Linked DNA regions of Homo sapiens: region 2 is linked to region 1. A link is an interaction called in ENCODE POLR2A ChIA-PET data of the cell type or tissue named here. Cell type or tissue: B cell. All regions are shown on one strand. Region 1 overlaps NFATC2 (nuclear factor of activated T cells 2). Region 2 overlaps NFATC2 (nuclear factor of activated T cells 2).

The links. Peaks named below come from ENCODE experiments on the same cell type or tissue, not always from the same donor. Only the 100,000 strongest peaks of a DNase experiment are listed, where the experiment ranks them.
Region 2: POLR2A ChIA-PET joins it to region 1 with 12 read pairs; 8 of 35 experiments call an interaction of 5 or more read pairs at or near these places.

What each region holds. Positions count from the first base shown.
Region 1 is chr20:51,523,958-51,531,957 of GRCh38, forward strand. NFATC2 (nuclear factor of activated T cells 2) reads right to left here. Exons shown (of 11, transcript NM_012340.5): 2 at 1-153. Among named protein-coding and RNA genes, the nearest start is that of NFATC2, 15 kb to the right of the region's middle. RefSeq lists enhancers at 7,254-7,303, 7,344-7,513. In B cell, no CTCF peak of the experiment used is centred here; DNase peaks (open chromatin) are centred at 1,484, 2,134, 4,864, 7,514 and 3 weaker places; H3K4me3 peaks cover 2,229 bases; H3K27ac peaks cover 5,327 bases.
Region 2 is chr20:51,421,062-51,429,061 of GRCh38, forward strand. The region is part of intron 9 of NFATC2 (nuclear factor of activated T cells 2); the gene reads right to left. Among named protein-coding and RNA genes, the nearest start is that of MIR3194, 28 kb to the right of the region's middle. RefSeq lists enhancers at 2,220-3,052, 3,939-4,531, 4,524-4,573. In B cell, no CTCF peak of the experiment used is centred here; DNase peaks (open chromatin) are centred at 2,465, 3,780 and 4,383; H3K27ac peaks cover 3,554 bases.

The sequences.
Region 1 (8,000 bases):
GCGGCCCTACCCTATCCGGCTCTCCGAATCGGCCGGGGGGCTCGCCAGAGAGACTAGCAAGGGGGCTGTATGGCTTGAGGCCATAGTCCAGGACATCATCGGGGTATGCGGGTCCGGAGGGTGGGCTGGCGACCTTATGTGCATTCGGCTCTTCTGGAAAGAGAAGGGGGAAGGGGGTTCTTTTTAAGCCTCAAAAACAGAACTCCCGGTGCAGAGCAATCACAGGCTGGATTTCGTCTCACGTCGTTTATTTTTTTCAAATTCCCACCATGCCAAACCCCAAGCTAGAAGCTCCGTCCCTCACCAGAAGAAAACTGAGGCCACTTTGTCCCAGGTCCCTGGAGAAGACAGGTCGAAGCAGAATGAGTTCTGGAAGACCCCTGGGCTAAGGGCCTCGAAACTTGGCTTTAAATGAAACCCTTCGGAGAAGTGCACTTTATCTCACAACCCCATTCACGCCACCATATACACCCACAACTGAAACAAAAGCCTCTCGAGTCAATACTTACCCCTGCTACATGACACCCTCAGACCCTCCCTCCTGCCTGAGTGATTTTGCTTCAACGCTGGTCACGACCCATTAGACGGATCCCCTAACCCGTCTGCGCGGTAGGTCATGACCCCTAGTTTGAAAAGCACCTATCTAGGGCCTATGGCAGCACTCTACACACATGACGTGGACGCAGGACACAGAGGGAGGCTGCGCAGACTCTGCAGCCCACAGTGCCCTGGGCTTCAATCCCAGATTTCACACCAAGTACAAGAAGTGGCTTCATTCAGATCCAGGGCTCCTGACTCATGTCTCATCTGTGTCATTTTACAAATGAGGAAACTGAGGCCCAGAGCGGGGAAAAGGCCCACCGAAAGATACGGAATTAGCAGGCTTAAAAATACCACAGGCAAGCCACTTGCCCCCCAACAGGCAGGGTCACTGCTACAGAGGTTACCTGACACCCAAACTATTAGACCCAATGGATGCAGGCCGGGCGTGGTGGCTCACACCTGGAATCCCGGCACTTCGGGAGGCTGAGGCGGGCAGATCACTTGCGGTCAGGAGTTTGAGACCAGCCCGGCCAACATGGTGAAACCCCATCTCTACTAAAAATACAAAAATTAGCCAGGCGTGGTGGCACAGGCCTGTAATCCCAGCTACTCAGGAGGCTGAGGCACAAGAATCGCTTAAAACCAGGAGGCGGAGGTTTCAATGAGCCAAGACTGTGCCACTGCATGCCGGCCTGGGTGATAGAGTGAGACTCTGTCTCAAAAATAAAATAAAATACACTAAAATAAAGATAAAACCAATGACTGCAAAATGACCTAACTTCCTCTTTTAGCGGCTGCCTAGCCCGGGCTCCTGCTGCCACCTCGAAAGGCCCTACCGCTGCAGAATGCTGTTCAAGTAGAATGTTCTATGTCAGCCACCCAAGGACACTGCCACCCATCACCTCACACTGTCATTTAATTCTCAGCCTGACCCTCTTCTAGCAGACACCCTGCCTCACTGCATCCTGTACAGGTCCAGGCACGTGGGGCTGCTTGGGAAATTCCCACGGAGTTAGTGCCACCCACCCACCCCTCACAGCAACTCCACCTCCAAGGCCCCCCACCTCATCAGAGGCTCCTCCAACCTCCCCGCCAGCTCATGGGGCGGCCTGGACTCCTTACTCTGATGCCTCACATCTGATCCATCATCAGCCCTGACTGCTCCACTGTCAGAACAGAAACTAGATTCCCAGGTCTCCCCATTCCATCGCATCCACCCTGGTCCAAGCCGCCGTCCTCTCCCATGGGGACTACTGCAGTCATCTCCTCCCTGGCCTCCCCACTTCCTCTGTGGCTCTGTCAGTCTGTTTGTCACGCAGCAGCCTTTAAAATGTCCATTCTCAAAACCTACTATAAAGGCTTCTGGACACTTTAGATGGAACCTAAAGTCACTAACGCAGCATGTGCCCCGGCCTGCCACCCACCCCCACCACTCCCCACTTCTCCCCAAGCTGAGTCAGCAACAACCCCTCCAACCTCTTCGCCGTACTTAAGCAGCTCCTGCCTCAGACGCCTTGGGTTCCCTCTGCCTGGAAACCCTCCCCGCGAGATCCTCCCACTTCCCCTGGTTCCTTCCTGCATCTGCTCAGCCCGCACCTCCTGAGATCGACCCATCAAAAAGATCCCCTCCTTCCCTTTTCCCTGCCATCTTTTCTCCACTGACGCCTGCTAACAGCTCCCGTCGCACCAGGTATCTGTTTAGGGAATCTCATTCTGCCAAACCAGGTGCAGGCAAACCACAGCCCATGGGCCAAATGCGGCCCATGGGTTGTGTTTGTAAATAGTTTTATGACAACACAGCCAGCCTATTTATTGACACAGGGTGAACAAAGCAAGCTACAGCTTGCTCCTATACTACAACAGCAGAGTTGGTAGTCTGGGAACCGAATGGCCCCCAAAGCCTGAAATATTTACTCCTTGGCCCTTTAGAGAATTTTACAACCCCACACTCGACCCAGAGCTCCGTCAGTGTTGGGCCCGTGTCACTGTGGCCCAGCATTGTCTGCCAAGCACCTACCACAGGGCCTGGCACTTGCAAGCCCCCATAAACATTTGCCGAGTGGCTGAGAGAATAAGTAAATATAAGAACCATGTCCGGGGCCTGCCAGCCAGAAACAAGCCCTCTTCCTGCTTTGGGGGACCCCAGGTGGCCACCCCAGTGAGCCTCAGCCTCCTTGTTCCCTTTCTGGGCTATCCTAGAGGAAATACTGTCCAGTTTAGCCAAGCTGATCTCTTAGGGTCCATATGGTACCCCTACTTCCAAAATGGCTCCCCACAGCTCTTAGGTAAAAATAAATGACCCCCGCCAGGCAGCCTGGCTGGGCCCTGCCTGTGCATCTACCCTCGCCTGCATTCACTCTCTCCCCTCCCTCTCTCTGAACTCCAGCCAAAGGGGAGTGTGGTGATTTTTGTTTTGTTTTTGAGGTCTTACTCAGCTGCCCAGGTTGAAGTGCTGTGGCGCAATAATAGCTCACTGCAGCCTCCACCTCCCAGGCTCAAGCAATCCTCCCACCTCAGCCTCCCAAGTAGCTGGGACTACCAGTGCACACCACCGGGCTCAGCTAATTTTTTTTTATTTTTAGTAGACAGGAGGTCTCACTATGTTGCCCAGGCTAGTCTCCAACTCCTGAGCTCAAGTGATCCTCCCACCTCAGCCTCCCAAAGTGTTGTGATTACAGACGAGAACAACCGTGTCTGGCAAAGGGGAGTTTTTAAAAGCATCAAGCTCCTTCCTGCCCCGGGACCTTGGTACTTGCTGCTCCCCCTGCCTCAACAGCTCCTCCCCTACCCACTGCCAGGCCCCCTTCTCCACAGGACTAAAGCCCATTCATGCCCATGAGCTGGGCTTAAGTACTGCATGCTTCTAGAAGGACCCCTGACCACTTGACTAGCTCAGGCCCCACTCACAGGCCCCTGCTGTGTTCTGTGCACATCTCACCATAACGACTGAGGAACTGTGGAGTGCTCCGTTTCCCTCGACCTCCAGTCTGCCCTTCCCTCGACCTCGAGATCCACCCCCACCAATCAGCAAATGCCATGAGGACTCTTGCTCCGCCATGCCCCTAAGCACTTGGAATGGTCCTGCCACTAAACAGGCCCTCAGAAAGGATGTGTTGGCTGAATGAATGAGGCAAGTTCAGAAAAGTCTACCTGGAATAAACTATTACTCAAAGATGCTAATATCCAAACCAAAAGATAGAAGGCTATAACTCTAGAGAGGGTCATTTTGTAATATCCATGAAAATTCCAAACACACGTGCCCCCGGAACCACATGTGCCCTCGGAACCAAGCAATGCTACTTTTAGAAATTCATCCTGGGCCAGTCATGGTGGCTCACACCTGGAATCCCAACCGTTTGGGAGACAGAGGTAGGAAGATTGCTTGAGGTCAGGAGTTTAAGACCAGCCTGGGCAACGTAGAGACCCCATCTCTAAAACAAAAATTTTTTTTTCATTAGCTGGGCATGGTGGCACCTACCTGTAGTCCCAGCCACTGGAGAAGCTGAGGTGGGAGGATCAAGGCTGTAGTGAGCCATGATCGTACCACCACCTCCCAGCTTGGGTGACAGGATGAGAACCTGTCCCAAAAAAAAAAAAAAAAAAAAATTCTTCCTGCAGATATACTCTCACCTGTGCAAAATGACCTGTGTATGCTTAAGATTCATTACTACAACCCTGACTGTAATCCCAAAAGACTGGAAGCAACCCAAAGCCCATCTATTGGGGATGAATTAATTCTGGCTCATTCATATGATGGGATACAGTATAGCTACAAAAAGGCCTGAAGAAGTTCTTTATGCATTGACATGGAATGACCACTGAGATTTAGTATTAGAGAAAAGCAAGCTGTATAGTGTGCACAGCATAAAAAGTGAGAGGATGTACACAAACACAGAGAGATGTACACACAATGTACACAGACAGATGTACACACAGATGTATACAGATTACACCTGCACATATATACACAGATGTACAGATGTACACGCACAGACAGATGTACACACACATATGTACACACACAGACAGATGTACACGCACAGCTGAAGGATGCACAGGCTTTCTCTGGAAGTCACAAGTAATAGTGACATCCTCCAGGGAGGGGAACTAAGGAATGGGAGGACAGTGGCATGGCAGAAAGGAGACTTCCTTTGATTTGTGTAATTGTGTAAGAAAATAAATGTAACTCCCAAAAGAAACATTTTTAATTTTATTTCATAGGTGGTAGGTGACATAGCATGATATACAGTAATGAAACCCTGTTTTACGAAGCAGGAAATGAAGAGTGCAGTCCTGCTCCGCCACTAAGTAGCAGCGTGACTTTGGAAAAGTCCCCCACCCACTGGAGGCCTCAACACCTTCTCATTTATAACTGAACAGCATTAAACTGAATCAGTTTCCTTGGTGGCTTCTGGCTCTGAAATCCTTTGATTTTTCTAGCTAGCATCTGTAAGGCCTGGAGTTCTTGTGAGGCTGTAGTTTAATGTAAATGTGTATTTGAATTCGCACATACACACACACACGCCTTCCTAGAAGGTAACAGAGCACAGAGTTTTAATCTAGGAAAAGAGGAATGTCAAACCCATGGCCGACAACATTCTGAGAATTCACTGCCCTTCGAACCAGAAAAACAAAACACAAAAAGTTTCTTAGCAAAAATTCCGGCCGTATCAGAAGAACTGCACTGTATCTTATCAGAAACACACCCTTGGGGCTGATGTGCACAGTCCACAGAAACGCAGTCCTGAAAACACACATCACTCACACTCCCTAGGAGCTCTGAAAAACAGAAAGCTCCAGTGTGCTGAGCAAAAGTATTTAAAGCATTTACATTGGTTTTCATTAATCCAAGCGGCAGTTTTTTTTTTTTCCTCTTGACAAGACTTTAAATGTTTACCAGCAAGCAGGGAATATGAAGATAATTAATAATCATTTAATTCTCAGTCCCCTGGGTATTTGACAGTAAATTTCACAAATAGCACATCATTAAAATATTTCTCTAAGTCAGTGGCTGAGATTCGTCACTATTTCTCCTTAAACAACTGCCACGCTCACAGGCGGCTTTCTTACAGTCATCACGATGCCCGCACGGCACTGGGTGAAGTTAGTTTCATCTCAGAACCACCAAATGTTCTCAGGAGGATTTCCAAAAAGCTTGCTTTTTTTTTAACCACTTGCACGATCTTTGCTCTATCCATGTGCCACCAAAAAGTATTTACTTAATACTTCTAGTATTTAAATTCACTCACTTATTTTTTTTTTATTTTAAAAGGAAACTTTACACCACTACTGCAGATGGAAAATCAATGTCACCTCCATAAATAGAAGGTAGGGTAAAAATACAATAAAAATAAAACTTACTAAATTCAAGCAAGACACAGTGGCTGGGCAAAGGCTCTGAGTCTGAGGCTTTATACAGCCCCGCCCCCGCCAATGCTTCTGCGGTATAACTCATATACACAGATGTCAGTGTTTTGAGTATAGAGTTTGACGAGTTTTGCCAAATGTCATACATTCTTGCTACCACCAACATAATCAAAATATGGAACATTTCCAAGACCCCAGAAAGTCAAGACCTAGGAACAGGGAAAGGGAGGAGCCAGTGTTAGAAAGAAAGGTGTCAATGGTACAGCAGTACCTCACTGAAGCGCTACTCCTTTTTTGTTTGTTTGTTTTTTGTTTTTTGAGACAGAGTCTTGCTCTGTTGCCAGGCTGGAGTACAGTGGTGCGATCTCGACTCACTGCAACCTCCGCCTCCCGGGTTCAAGCGATTCTCCTGCCTCAGCCTCCTGAGTAGCTGGGATTACAGGTGACCACTACCATGCCCGGCTAATTTTTTTGTGTTTTCAGTAGAGACAGGGTTTCACCATGTTGGTCAGGCTAGTCTCGAACTCCTGACCTCAAGTGATCTGCCCACCTCGGCCTGCCAAAGTGCTGGGATTACAGGCATTAGCCACCATGCCTGGCCTGAAACTCCACTCCTTCTGACTAGTTCAAAGAGAAAATAGCGCTGAAAAATAGTTCTTAGCACATACAACGTCCTCACTGGTGGACCACCTAAAATCCATTTCACCTACCATGGGAGGTACCTGGCCTGCATACGAAGCATCAGTACCAAAGGGAGGAAGAAGATAGAAGCAGGGATGGGGGATTCAGAGGTTGCTGCTCAAGGGCCTCTGTACCTCCATGTCACGCACATGCTGTTCCCCTTACCCAGAACTCCCTTCCATACCTCCCGACCTTACATCTCCTAACAAGCCACTATTTATCCATCATGACTTGACCTGAGCCACCCCCTCCTGGAGGCCCTCCCTGTTTCCCCAGGCTGGATCAGGCAGCTCTTCTACACTCCCAGGTCCCACAGAGTCCCACATTGAAGTCTATCTATGGATTCACTCGTCTGTCTACCCTCTAGACTCTGAGGTTCTTAGAGGCAGATAGGAGTCTTACATCAATAATTATTATGAAGATGATTATAATGCAGAAAAAGCAGCTAAAATATATTGAGAACTTACATGCTAGGCATTGTTATAAGCACATTACATGTAGTAAATTACTTGATCCTCACAGCCACCTACCCACTGGATGCCAATAGCAGCTGCCCTGTCCCTCTCCCCGTTGTGGCAACCAAAAATGTCTCCAGGCATCGCCAAACATCTCCTGCCAGGCAGGCTCGCCCCCAGCTGAGAACCACGGCTCCTGGCTTTAGAGCCCCAGCATGGCACAGGAGGCCTGCGCACAGCAGAGGCCCAAAGACTGCTGGAAGCATCAACTCATGACTCACGCCCTCAACCTGAACTGATTCAGAAATGAGACATCTTCTCACTCTCAGCCCTGGCAGGTGACGCTCATCTCTGTGGCAGACACCTGAAAGTTCTCATTCTTATCACCCCTCCTTTCATCAAGTTCCTGGGTGCTTACCCAATAGGTAGGCCCTGTGAATATGTGGAGAAATCTCTGGCCACTCCCAAAAACTACAGGACAAGATTGCTGGGGAGGCCAGTTCAGCCCTCCTCTTTGCCCCACCAAGCAAGAGCTCTACGCTGAGATCCAGGTCTCAGTCAACAGAGGGTAGCACGGGGTTAGGGGACTCCAGATCCACTCCCACCCCCGGCTGTGAGACTTGGGGAAACTCCATGTCCTCATGTGTGACACGGGGTGATGACACTGGTGATGATACAAGCCTGTCGGTTTCCCTAACCTATGCAAAGCCCAAGACACACAGAATCAATACCCAGTAAATGGGGCCTACTGGATTATTATTGAAAGAACAATCTTTTCGGTGACAATTCTGCCCTTTCCCTGCTATAGTTAGTCTATTTTACAACAACTTGAACGCACTAGTCCCCAACCCCTTCGAAAGCATTACGAAAAAAAGGAAGACATTTTTATAAAAATAAAATGGGTTGGTCAGCACTTTAGGAATTCTCTTTTTACCTCAGATCCTGCTGACCTTC
Region 2 (8,000 bases), 100 kb before region 1:
ACCCTATGTCTTAAAAAAAAAAAAAAACAAAAAAAACTAATAACAACAAACCCCCAAAACAAAATTACCAGGTAATGAATATAACAGGATGAAGGTGTAGAAGAAATCAGATTGGCCATGCATTGATAACAGCTGAAGCCTCGTGGTGGGTATGTAGGGGTACCTTGTACTATGCTATAGTTACATATGTTCAAAATATTTAATTAAAAGTTTTAAAATCTTACCCCCATTTAAAAATCTTCCCCAGCCACAAGGAGGGGAAGGAAGGTAGAGGGAGGGAACACTTTCGAAGGCCCCGGCCGGATGCAGGTCCTGGATTAATGAGCCTTGGATATGTGTGGCACTTCCGTAATGGGGGCACAATTCAAACGCCTAATGGGTCCAGATAGGAACCCTGAATGAGTGAAATCGGTGAAGTCTAAGAGGAACAACAAAACAAGTGTGAAGATAAATAACAATGGACAATCCACCTATCGTCGGAAGACAAAAGGGAATGGCGGGGGCTGTGGACAGAGCAAGTGGATGTTCCAACTAAAGGAAGTAGCCTCTGCTCAGGGCCAGCCTTGGTTTTGACTCCCAGTAGCTGCCATGCAGGAGGTGGGGCCCAAGGTGGCTAGATCCTTGGATTTTCTAAGCAAAGTCAGAAATCCCTATTTTTATGTGCAATCCCCGGTTTTTCAACACTGGCATCTAATCAAAATATTTTTTCAAATACCGTGTGGGCCAAACAAAATATCTGCGGGCGAAATGCAGCCCATGGAGCACCAGTTGGCCGCTCCTTTTCCAAGTGCTGAAGCAGACCACAACTCAATCCAGTTGGGGAGAGGGTGCTTTCATCAAGTTTGGGTCAATTCTTTTTTGGGCATTTAATAAAGCTGAGAATTCAAAAGACACCATCAACTTCCAGAAATCTATAAGAACCGGCTGCGGAACATTTCAAAGGCGTCCTCCACGTCATCAGCTTATGCAACAGAACCTCTACTTTGCCCAGAGTTTTGGAAATTAACAACGAGGGAGTGTCCTTTCAGCTTTCCTGGGATAGTGGAACTAACAGGCTTCAGATGAAACCTATTTGTTGGTTTGCAGACAGCCTGGGACTTAAGTCCAAACTGCTCGCAACAGACAGTCCTGCCATAAAACCAAGTTGGGGTGCTCAAGGCTCATCATAAAATGACCAGAGAATCCACTTCGGCTGCCTTGCCAGAGATCTGATTTTATGACTGTTTAAAGGGATGAGACAGATGTCATCCCCAAACCTGAGAGCAGCAGAATTTGTTGCTGAGGACCAGAACGGACTCCTTCAAATTCAGCCCTCAGTTTGTCTTTGACTTCATCTAGAGAAAGATTCTTGACACTCTGGATGGGCAAAACAGGCCCCAGCCCTGCGTCTATTCACAGGCACAACTTGACCAGATCCCTGGATCCATAAAAAATTAAAGAGGTGTCAAAAATGCAGCAGAGAAGAGCCAAATAAATGGTTTCATCATTCCCCAGGAAGAAAACCCCTCTTTTTTTTTTTTTTTTCTGAAAGGGTGGAAACTAAAGGAAAATTGGTGCTAAAACAAAGTTGAACTGGTTCAGAGCAAAAAGAGAGTCCAGAATGTTACTTGAAGGCAGCACACACCAAAACACACCCAAATCTCAAGTCTAGGAATGACTGGCAACCACAGCTACTTCAGGGCAGGGGGCTTTCATTTGTTCTTTGTGGGTTTTCCCCTGGGAAAACAAAGCTTTGCCCTTGATCCAAAATGGGTTTATCAAGGGTGGGAAGGGAAGGAGCACAGAGAATAATCTAGTGTATGAAATGAGTTGAGTAACTGCCACCCAATTCATAGACTAAAGTAACCAAATTCTTTTTCAAGTTCTACATTTCTAGAGAGAAACAGACTACAGCTAGCGCTGATATTAGAAAGTTATGTAGATTTTTTAACATTATGATATTCTGGCTGGGCACAGTGGCTCACGCTTATAATCCCAGCTTTTTGGGAGGCTGAGGCGAGAGGATCACTTGAGCCCAGGAGTTCGAGACCAGACTGGGCAACATAGCAAGACCCTGTGTCTCTATAAAAAATAAAAAGTTGAGCCAGGCATGGTGGCATGTGCCTATAGTCCCAGCTACTGAGAAGACTGAGGCAGGCAGATTGCTTGAGCCTGGGAGGTTAAGGCTGCAGTGAGCTATGGGGGCACCACTGCACTGCAGCCTGGGTGACAGAGTGAGAGACCCTCTCTCAAAAAAAAAAAAAAAAAAAAAAAAGGATTATCTTGGGTTGTGGCTGGAATCAGGGAAAATCCATTGCAGTTTCCAGCCCCACAAGTTATGCTGCTGAAAACCATCACCTGAGTGGCGGCATCATCCTGAAATGAGTGAGGTAGCTGGCATGGTACATCCAGCATAGCACACCCACAGAGCAGGGAAGTGAGTCTTAGCCCTTCTGCCCTGTGTTCTAGTAAGAATGAAACTACAAAGGAGGGCCTTTAAAATTGGTTATGATGCTGACCTACCCATAAATCTTGCTTAAAGGAGCACCTCACTCTTTCACAAGGATATTCACCTGTTACCACAAGAGAATAGCCTCATTTGGAAATTAAATGTAGCATAAACAATTCAGAACAATTAAAAGTGCTGGTTCCAGCAGATGACTGGGAGCCCACGAATGACACTGGATGCTGCCTCTCACTTGGTCCTCTTTTTTAGGAGCTGTCTGCTTTTGGTAGGAAAGATGCTGCTCTGGAATGAGGGCTGCGTGGACAGCAAGTCTGGGAAGGGACTTTCTTGTGGTTTGGTGGCTTCTGACCTCCAAATGCAAGTGCACATTCCTTTGGAAACACTTGCTTTGCAGAATTTCAAAAAGATCACTGAGCGTTTCTGGGTCTGGAGTCGGCTGGAACGTAGCTCTCTTACATAAGCCAGAAATGCAGAGTCCACATCATTCGGGATGAAAGGACAGCTAAGTGGCACAGCTTGAAATCTGACATTCTTAGAAAGGGAGGGGAAACAAGAGAGGGAAACGAGAGATGCCCCAGGGACAGATACCTGCATATCGTTTAGGCACCCAGGAGAGGGACAGAGAACGGCTACCAGCTCAATTCAATGATCTTCCAACAGCAACTCTTGCAGATTCTGTGGGCTCCTCTGTAGGCAACCACAGTTTTCTGGACTTTGACATTTTCAAGACTCAAACTATCCTTTGCTGAACCTTTGCTGAATTTACAGAGGTAGCCTGACAACATACTTGAGAATTCAGGCCAAGAGTCAGCCTCCTGGCTCTTCGTCAGAGCCTAGCTCTGCCCCTGCCCCTATAGCTCACAACTGACAAGGAAGAGGAGGAGGAGGAAAATGTCACTGCGGTTAGGGGAAGAAGAGTGATCAGCAACTACTGAACCCTCACCGTGCGCGTCTGGTACTGGGCAAAGAGCTTTACAGGACGCCCCCATTTTCATTCTTACGGTAACCCAGAGAGTCGGGCACCATTATAAGTGACTTGGCCAAAGTTACAAAAGAGGGCAGTGATGAGGCCAGACTGAGAGCCAGGCAGGACAACCACAGCAACTCTTTGCCAGACAAATCCTAGAACTGAGGCTGGGCCTTCAGACCAACCATCCAATTCCTGAGAATGGGTCCCCATTGACCAAATGACAGGTACAGGACAAATCGTCAGCACTGTGGGTAACAGCAAGTGATACGGAAGTTTCCACCCATGGGGGACCTGTGTGTACGTTTTACCACCTTTTGTAGAAAAGGGGAAAATAAGAATACATGTGTATTTGCATATGCTCGGGATTACATTAAAAAAAAAAAAACCCTAAAGCATTCATCCTCAAGGTGGATGACGTTGCTTCCACGGGGGTAAAAATTGGTTCTCTGCGGGAGGGGTGTTGAAAAAAATCTTCCATATGACAATGCTTTGTGGCCCTGCAAAGGGCTATGGTACATGAACAGACACATTGTGTGTCTATAGCACTGACATTTCATGGCATGGAGATTAGGAAAAAAATTGTCTTAAAAGGCTCCTGGCTGGGGGTGGGGGGTTGGTAATAATGAAACAAAGGTTGAGAAATAATGTTCTAGGAGGCTAGAGAAAAACCAGTATTAGAGAGCAGACCAGAAGGGGGAAGACATCTTCTGCTGGATGTCTTTTTTATATATTTTTCCTAAACATAGGAACATATTACCTATATAAAGATACATTTTTAAATGAAGGCAAAAAAAGGACGCTGGCAAAAGCCCTCCCAACGGGGGCCTGGCCTTTTATTGGTGTCGGCTCCAGGTGGCCATGTGAGTTAAACCTGCTGCTGGCGGTTTCTGGTGGTTACTGGTGTACCAGCAAGGCCTACGCTGAGATACTCAGACCGGGCTCTCCAGGTGCCCACAGCCTCTGGGCCACTTGGCTGGGCAACTGCCTGGCTCAGTTCTCATCAGCACAGAGACTCCCTGTGTCTCACCCTCTGTCGGCACCAGGAGGCCCAGCCCTGCCGGGGTCATCGTGGCTGCCGGGCTCACGGCAGGGCTCTGCGGTGACCAGGCTCCGCGTGGGCTTTGCACGCCTCCCCACACAGGAGCCGCTTTGTCCCAGGCTTGCCGTGGGCACTGAGGGGCCCTAGTGAAAGATCCCTGAACTGCTGAACAAAGCAGGCCAGTTACAAAACACTTTTCCATCGCTGGGTTCCTTTCCCTGCTTCCTGAGCTTTGGAGGGTGGGTCTCTCTGTTCATTCCTCCCCCGCCTGTTTCTCACGCATTGGTGCACCCAGCTTCTGCGTAGAGCCTTTTCAAAGCACATCCATGGCCCCTCTGCCAGAGGCACAACTGGCAAAACCTGGGCCACTGGTCCACACTCCTCCAGGGAGCCATGGCAGGGGATACACTCACTGGAGTTCTCAGCAGCCCCCGGCGAGGACATCATCTCCCTCATGCAGATACACATCCTGAGGTCCCCTGGAGGAAGCGGGGGGAGGGAGCCTTGGGCAGTGCTCTGGGGCTACGTCCACTCATCTATCCCATGGAAGAAGCAGGGCATGAGGGTGAGGAAGCCCATCTCCAAAGATCAGAGTAGCCCATTTTTTCTCCTACACAAATAGATTTTTAAAATTTGAACCATGTCCTACAAGAAATCAAGGCAATTAAATTCATAAACAAGGCTGGGCATGGTGGGTCACAGCTATAATCCCAGCACTTTGGGAGGCCGAGGGGAATGGATCACCTGAGGTCAGGAGTTCGAGACCAGCTGGCCACTATGGCGAAACCATGTCTCTACTGAAAATACAAAAATTAGCCAGGCGTGCTGGCAGGCACCTGTAGTCCCAGCTACTTGGGAGGCTGAGGCAGAAGAATCACTTGAACCCAGGAGGCAGAGGTTGCAGCGAGCCAAGATCATGCCACTGCACTCCAGCCTGGGCAACAGAGCGAGACTTTGTCTCAAAAAAAAAAAAATCATAAACAAAACAGCAGATCACATTTATGGAAGATCCCTTTTATTGACATGCACTAACTCATCATCCTCAGCACAGCCTTTGAAGGGAGGAACTGTGACTGTCTCATTCTACAGATGGGGACATGAAGGCACAAGGCAGCAAGTAACTTGCCTGAGGTCAGAGTCAGTGATGGAGCTGACACTCAAGACACAAAAGAGTCATGAAATCTGACTTTTGTTTGTATAAAAAGGCAACATGAATCTCTGGAGTTAGAAGGCAGGATGGTGGTCACTTTTGTAGAAGGGAAAGGGACATCTGGGGGCTTCTGGGGTGCCAACAAGACTGTCATAATCCAGGTGGCAATTCTGTGGGTGGCCCGCTTGTGAAATATACAGAATGCACTACTGATTTCTGAATGTGCACATAATTAAGCACTTTACATGAAGAACAGGGCAGAAGTAGATTTAAGAATAAGCAGACTGATTTGTGCCCTCCCTGCACACATCAATATACTCTCTCTCACACACACAAGCTGCTATCCTCACAAGTCACTGCAGGGGCTGCAGCCATCACCGAGACCACATCCTTTCTTTTCTGGACGTTTCCAGAACGGGGTAAAACATCTCCTTTGAGTCCCAGGCCACACCCCTGCCCCCATGTTCTCTCATCTGTGGCTGAGTCTCTGGGCAGCTGTAGTAAGCTCTCTACTTCAAAACCTGTGGTGGGTTTGGTGGTGAGATGGCCCGATGACCTCTGCACCCCCAGTTCAGCTGTGGAGTCAGCACAGCTCCTAGAATGCACCACAGAGCGCTAGTAAAAGTCACCTCTGAGTCCACTTTCCCCAGCGCCTCTCCCGCTTGCTTGCGTCCTGAGTGGTAAAAAGTGCAGCCGCCCCTCATTTTATGCAAGGGAAGCTGAGAATTACCTGTGTATTGATCACATTTGGGCAATTCCAGTTGCATTTTAAGTAACCGCGCTCATGACAGGGCCTGCGGGGCACACTCCCTGTGAAATGCACCGCCTTCCATCATGCTCCTGTCACGGGATTCGTTTTCAATTCACACATCCCCCTTTTTTCAACCCTTGACTCCCTATAGTCCATTTCGCAAAGGCAGCCAGAGTGATCTTCTCAAACAGTAAATCAAACCACGCTGCACTGCTGCTGAAAGCCTGCGGGAGCAAGCCCACGTCTCCGAGTTCACGGCCTCCGCCACCTGCGTTCCCTCTCCCTGAAACACTCTTCCCTCAGACCTCCCCAGGTCTGCGTCCATCCCCAAAGGCCGCCTCTTCAGAGTGGCCTTTCTGTACACTCATCTGCAGGGGCCAACCTCACCCCCAAACCAGGCAGCCACCCTCTCGCTCCTAACCCCGTGGAATTTTCCCTGTGGCTTTCATTGCTGTCTGAATTTCGCTTGCTTACTTACTGCCTTCCATGCTAATGTCTGTCTCGCTTACCTACTAAACAATCACCGTGAGAGCAAAGATTTCATTTCATTTGTTCACTTAGTGGATCCCTAAGTCCCAGAACAGTGTCCAGCACAGAGTAGACAGCCAGAAAATACTAGTGGGTGAGAGGGAAGGAGGGTCAAGGACAGAGAAGTCAAGGGTCAAGGACACAGAGGAAGGGAGAGAGGGAAGAAGGAAGGGTTAAGGACAGGGAGGGTTGGGGAGGACAGAGGAATAGGGGAGAAAGGTAGGGAAGAATGAGGTCCCAGAAGCAGCTACTGCTAGGAGCTGCTGGTGTTCCCCAGGTACAATTTGGGGCCTTAGAACAAGGGACTAGTCACGGAAGGGGGATGACAGCAGAGAGAACGCAAGTGACGGTGTATGAACCATATGTTTCTGAAGAGCTGTAAGAAAGTGCCTGAATTGGGGTGGGTGGAGAAACACGGGGCTCAGGGGAGTGCATGCCTTGGGCCCTGGAATATTACTTATTTTGCTTTTCCAAAGAGACTTCTTGAAAACGTCTCAAGTACTCGGAGTGGAGAAAGCAGAAGGAGCGCCTTGGTGTTCCAAGAACAAACGGGGCCAAGCCAGCCGGCGTCTGTGTGCAGGAATGCAGGCGGGAAGGGCTGAGATAAAGCACAGATGCCCCATGAGGGAGCGGGGTGGAATGCCCAGACGCGACGCTGGGATCACTGGCCAAGGTGCAGGAAACGATAACTCAGAGCCGGGGGCTTCCCTGGACCCCAGGGCAGGGGCGGGATCAGCTTCAAAGATGGTTTGTTTGCACTTGTGCGGGGGAGGGAGGACCTGTGTGTCCACTGGTGACTGCTTCCTTTTCCAGCCACAGAACCTTCCCTCAACCCTCAAAACGCATAAGCCCAGCTCTTACAAAGTTTCCAAGGAAAGCCCACTTTGGCAAAATCCCAAGGGAAATAAATGACAGACCAGAAATGCCCACGCACAGGCAGCACAGCACGCTGGGGTTTAGCACGGGCCCCGTGCAGCCAAATATGTGCCGTGTGCGACAGACTCCCTTGAAATCATAAACGAAAGGGACAGAAAAGGACCTAAAGACCAAGGAAGTTGCCCCACCAGACACCAAAGGAATGACCCAGGGGATTTTCCAGTTTACTTGTCAGAAATA